Regions from separate parts of the Homo sapiens genome. Here region 2 is linked to region 1. A link is a loop called in an ENCODE intact Hi-C map of the cell type or tissue named here. Cell type or tissue: PC-9. All regions are shown on one strand.

The links. A loop is a pair of places that touch in the nucleus more often than their neighbours do. Peaks named below come from ENCODE experiments on the same cell type or tissue, not always from the same donor. Only the 100,000 strongest peaks of a DNase experiment are listed, where the experiment ranks them.
Region 2: a loop joins it to region 1, with 6 times the contacts of the local background. A loop is called at or near these places in 4 of 110 quality-filtered maps.

Annotation. Positions count from the first base shown.
Region 1 is chr9:69,053,417-69,055,916 of GRCh38, forward strand. The region is part of intron 3 of FXN (frataxin); the gene reads left to right. Among named protein-coding and RNA genes, the nearest start is that of FXN, 19 kb to the left of the region's middle. RefSeq lists enhancers at 1,417-1,918, 1,919-2,418. In PC-9, a CTCF peak has its summit at 969 (motif pointing right); a DNase peak (open chromatin) is centred at 985.
Region 2 is chr9:69,399,092-69,401,591 of GRCh38, forward strand. No RefSeq gene overlaps it. Among named protein-coding and RNA genes, the nearest start is that of ENTREP1, 75 kb to the left of the region's middle. In PC-9, no CTCF peak of the experiment used is centred here; a DNase peak (open chromatin) is centred at 1,550.

The DNA of each region.
Region 1 (2,500 bases):
GCCAAAATCACGCCACTGCACTCCAGCCTGGGTGACAGAGCGAGACTCTGTCATAGATGGATGGATGGATGGATGGATGGATGGATGGATGGATAGATAGATAGATAGATAGATAGATAGCTGGATAGATAGATAAGATAGATAAGACAAGACTAGGCTTCAAGCTGCAGTCCAGCTCTACCAGGCTTGTTGTGACTCTGGGCAAGTCACTCAGCCTCTCTGAGCCTCATTTTCCAGCTTCAGTGGATACCCATGAAGGCAAATCAGAGAGGGGCCTGAGTGTGTATTTGTCCAGCAGGCAGATGGAGGGAACAACAAACTAGACCCGTAGTTCTTCAGTAGGGATAAGATAACTGCCCAAAAGTTATTTAGATTACAAAGACTTGAGCCCTGCTCCTGTGAGACAGTGATGGGGTAGGTCGGGTGCATTCCTGGGAAGCATATTTTTGAAAAGCTCACCTGGGATTCTAATGTGTATCCCTAGGTCTTATTCCTAGAGATTTTGATTACTTGGTCTGGGGTGTGGCATGACCTGGGCAGGGCACTGGGATTTTTAAGCTCCACAGATGATTCCAATATGCAGCTAGTATGAGAACTTGTTTTTTTTTGAAGGAGTCTCACTCTGTCACCCAGGCTGGAGTGCAGTGGCGCAATCTCGGCTCACTGCTCCGCTTCCTGGGTTCAAGCAGTTCTCCTGCCTCAGCCTCCCGAGTAGCTGGGATTATAGGCATCTGCCACCATGCCCAGCTAATTTTTGCATTTTAGTAAAGACGGGGTTTCACCATGTTGGTTAGGCTGGTCTCGATCTCCTGACCTCAAATGGTCCACCCCCATCAGCCTTCCAAAGTTTTGGGATAACAGGCGTGAGCCACCAGGTCCGGCCTGGTGTGAGAACTTCTGAGTTGGATGAAACATTAGCCCCAGATCCTAGAAGCCAGGGAAGTGCTGGTCTTTATCGACTGGCCACCAGGTGGCAGATTTGGGCAAGGGTCTGCCTTTGGGTTTAGAATTATTGCTTAGGCCTTAAAGTAGTTCTTTTTTGCCAGTGGGAGAAAATCCCTCAAAGATGGTTTTCTGGGTTGGTTGGTTTGTTTGTCTGTTTGTTTGTTTTTTGAGACAGAGTCTCCCTCTGTTATTCAGCCTGGAGTGCAGTGGCATGATCTCACTGCAACCTCTGCCTCTCGGGTTCAAGCAGTTCTCCTGCCTCAACCTCCCAAGTAGCTGGAATTATAGGCACACGCCCCCACACCCAGCTAATTTTTGTATTTTTAGTAGAGACAGTGTTTCACCACGTTGGCCAGGCTGGTTTTGAACTCCTGAACTCAAGTAATCCTCCCACCTCAGCCTCCCAAAGTGCTAGGATTACAGGTGTGAGCCACCGCGCCTGGCTCCTCAAAGATGTTAATCCTCTTGATGGCAATTGACTAATACCAGAAAATGTCACGAAGCGTGCATTTTGGATTCAATCATGGAATTGTTGAGGACAATCAGCCATCAGACTAAAGCGATAGAAATAGTATTGGAAATTGCAGCGGGAGCACTGAATGGAGAAGGCACTCCACATAATGGAGGAGGCAACCAAGTCTTAGAGAAGGTATCAAGCCTGACTATAAGGACAGTGAGGGAATTGAAAAAACAAAAAAGGAGCAATGGAGCAGGGAAGGATTGAATGCCTTTCAAGTAGATTCAGTAATTGCTGTTAGCAGCAAAAAATGCAGTAGTGCCTGGGCAGGGCTTTAAAGTGCTTGCACAGGCAGCCCTAGAGGGCCGGGCTGCTTGGGAACTCTTACAAACTGACCTACCAACTTGAGCATCCACAGCCTGATCAGAGGTGGGGGAGTTAAGGGCCTTCTCTCCCCTAGCCTCTACTAGAGCCTGTAACTGCAGGGAAACCAAGTTGCAGGCTAAACTCTGCCCACACATGCAGACATTGATTAGCAAGCTACAAAAACAGTCATGAAACCTGTTTTTATAGGATTAGTGAAGCCCCAGTTTGACCAGAGTACTTTGCATGAATGTTTTGTTAGAAGCAAATGTGCCAATATTCTAGCAGCTGCGTTTGGTTTACTTCTTCTTCTTCTTTTTTTTTTTTTTTGAGTTGAAGCCTAGCTCTGTCACCCAGGCTGGAGTGCAGTTGTGTGATCTCAGCTCACTGCAACCTCTGCCTCCCAGGTTCAAGCGATTCTCCCGCCTCAACCTCCTGAGTAGCTGGGATTACAGACATGTACCACAATACAGGGCTAAGTTTTGTATTTTTAGTAGAAATGGGGTTTCACCATGTTGGCCAGGCTGGTCTCAAACTCCTGATCTCAAGTGATCCACCCGCCTCAGCCTCCTAAAGTGCTGGGTTAACAGGCATGAGCCACGGCACCTGGCAAAAGTCATCTTTTGGTTTACTTCTATTGAACTGAAAAAGTCACAAATATATTTATATTTAATTAAATATATTTATATAAAAATATGGTATTTAGTATTATTATTTTTAGAGACAGGGCCTCGC
Region 2 (2,500 bases), 350 kb after region 1:
ATGAATTGGGAAGTTTTCCTTCTTTTTCAGTGCTCTGAAATATTTTAGAGAACATTGGTCTTTGAAGGTATGGTAGAATTTCCTGTCAAAGCCCTTGGTGCTTTTGTGTAGAATAGTTCCTTAATACATTTCTCTATTTCTTCTATTAAAATTGGTCCATTTAAACTTTCCAACTCTAGTGAGGGTCAATTTTGGTAATTTTTATCTCCCTGGGAAATCAACTATCTACTTCACCCAGTTTTTCAAATTTATTTGCATAGAAATTTGTCATCTCTTATAATTAAAAAAAATCTTCTGTTCCAATGGTTATTTCCCCCTTGTCATTTTAAATTTTATATATTTATGGTTTCCCCTTTTTTCTTGTTAGCTGTTTTTTTAAAACCTATATTTTATTTAAAACCTATATTTTATTTGTTAATTATATCCACCGTTTATTCACTTTCTCATTAATTTTTGCTTTTAGTTTTTAGTTTTTAGTTTTTTTTTTTTTTTTGAGACAGGGTCTCACTTTGTCACCCAGGCTGGAGTGCAGTCGTGAGATTATGGCTCACTGCAGCCTTGACCTCTCCAGGCCCAGTGATCCTTCTACCTCAGCCTCCTGAGTAGCTGGGACTACAGGCACACACCACCATGGCCAGCTAATATTTGTGTTTTTTGTAGAGATGGGGTTTCACCATGTTGCTCAGGCTGGTCTGGAACTCATGGGCTCAAATAATCCTCCCACCTCGGCCTCCCAAAGTGCTAGGATTGCAGACGTGAGCCACAGCACCTGGCTGCCTTTAGCTTTATTATTTTCTTTTTTGTGCTTTCTTTTGTTTTACTTTGTTTACTTTGTTGTTCTTTTTTTGGTGCTTTGAGCTGGAAATTTAATTTGTTTCATGTTATTTTCTTGCTTTCATTGATAAAAAAGTGTTTAGCGCAATGGATTTTCTTATCACTGCTTGAATTGAATCCCATAGAATCTGATATATTTTCATCGTGATTAGGGACCCCCTTGGAAAAAAAAGAATACAAAATTAGGTACAGAGCATTGAAAGGGGCTAATTATGGGATAATCCATGATACTTGAATTTCAGTGGCTTCACAATAAATCCACCGCTGTTCAAGAATAAGACTTCGGAGTTTACACCTGAGTTTTGGGTAAGTGGTTGGCATTTTTGAGATGGGCAGCAGTAAGAAAAGACCCTGAGACCATGAGTAACAAGAAAAAGGAACTGGAAAGAGAATGAACTATAATGTGTAGGCAGAATTAATCTCAATATAATCTTACCATATGCATGATTGTCTTACTATCACCAGCTGCAAATGATTAAAAGGAGTTTCTGAGTGTTAAGTAATGTGTTTCAGATCACACATTTGGTTAAATGAGGCTACATCCAGCCCAGTCCAACCCTGAAGCCTATGTTTTCTTCGCTACATGCACCATATTGCTGGTGCCAGAAAGGACTGGCTTCAGTGCTCCTCCCATCTTCTTCCACAAGCTGTGAGCTGAGGAATTTCTTATAGAAAGTCACCTGGAAAGACAAGTACTGGCAGTGTGGGATTACTTATTGCAGGGAATTTGACAAAACATGGTGACCATATTAGTCATCTATTGCTGTGTAATGAACTACACCCAAATGACAAACATTTATTATGTCACAGGCTCTGAGGGTCAGAAATCCAGGAGCAGCTTAGCTGGGTGCTTCTGGCTTAGGGTTTTTCATGAGGTTGACATCCAATGGTTGGCTAGAGCTACACTCATCTCAAGACTCAACTGGGGCTGGAGGATCTGCTTCCAAGCTCACTTATGCAGTGTGGATGGGCCTCAGTTTCTCACTGGTTACCAAGACTTCACCACATAGACTTCCTACCATGTAGGCCTCACTATGTAGGCTTCTCCATAGGGCTGCTCATAGGATGGCAGCTTGCTTCCCAGAGTGAGATGAGAGAGAGAGAGAGAACAAACCAGAAAGCCCACCCAAGATGGAAGCCACAGTCTTTTTATAACATATCTTAGAAGTAATACACCATCATTTATGTTTATTAGAAGCAAATCACTAGGTCCTACCCACACTCAAGGGGAGGGAAATTGAACTGTACCTTTTGAAGGAAGGGGTATTTAAAATATGTGTGGACGCTGATGAGGTTCAGGACACGTGTCTCAGTCTGTTTTCTGTTGCTATAACCAAATACCTGAGACTGGGCAATTGTTTTTTGGATAGGGTCTTGCTGTGTCACCCAGGCTGGAGTGCACTGGTGCATCTTGGCTTACTGCAGCCTCCACTTTCTGGGTTAAAGTGATTCTCCTGCCTCAGCCTCCTGAGTAGCTAGGATTACAGGCACATGCCACCATGCTTAGCTAATTTTTGTATTTTTAGTAGAAACGCGGTTTCACCATGTTGGCCAGGCTGGTCTCAAACTCCTGACCTCAGGTGATCCACCTGCCAAAGTGCTGGGATTACAGGAGTGAGCTACTATGCCTAGCCTGAGACTGGGTAATTTTTACAGGAAAAAAGTT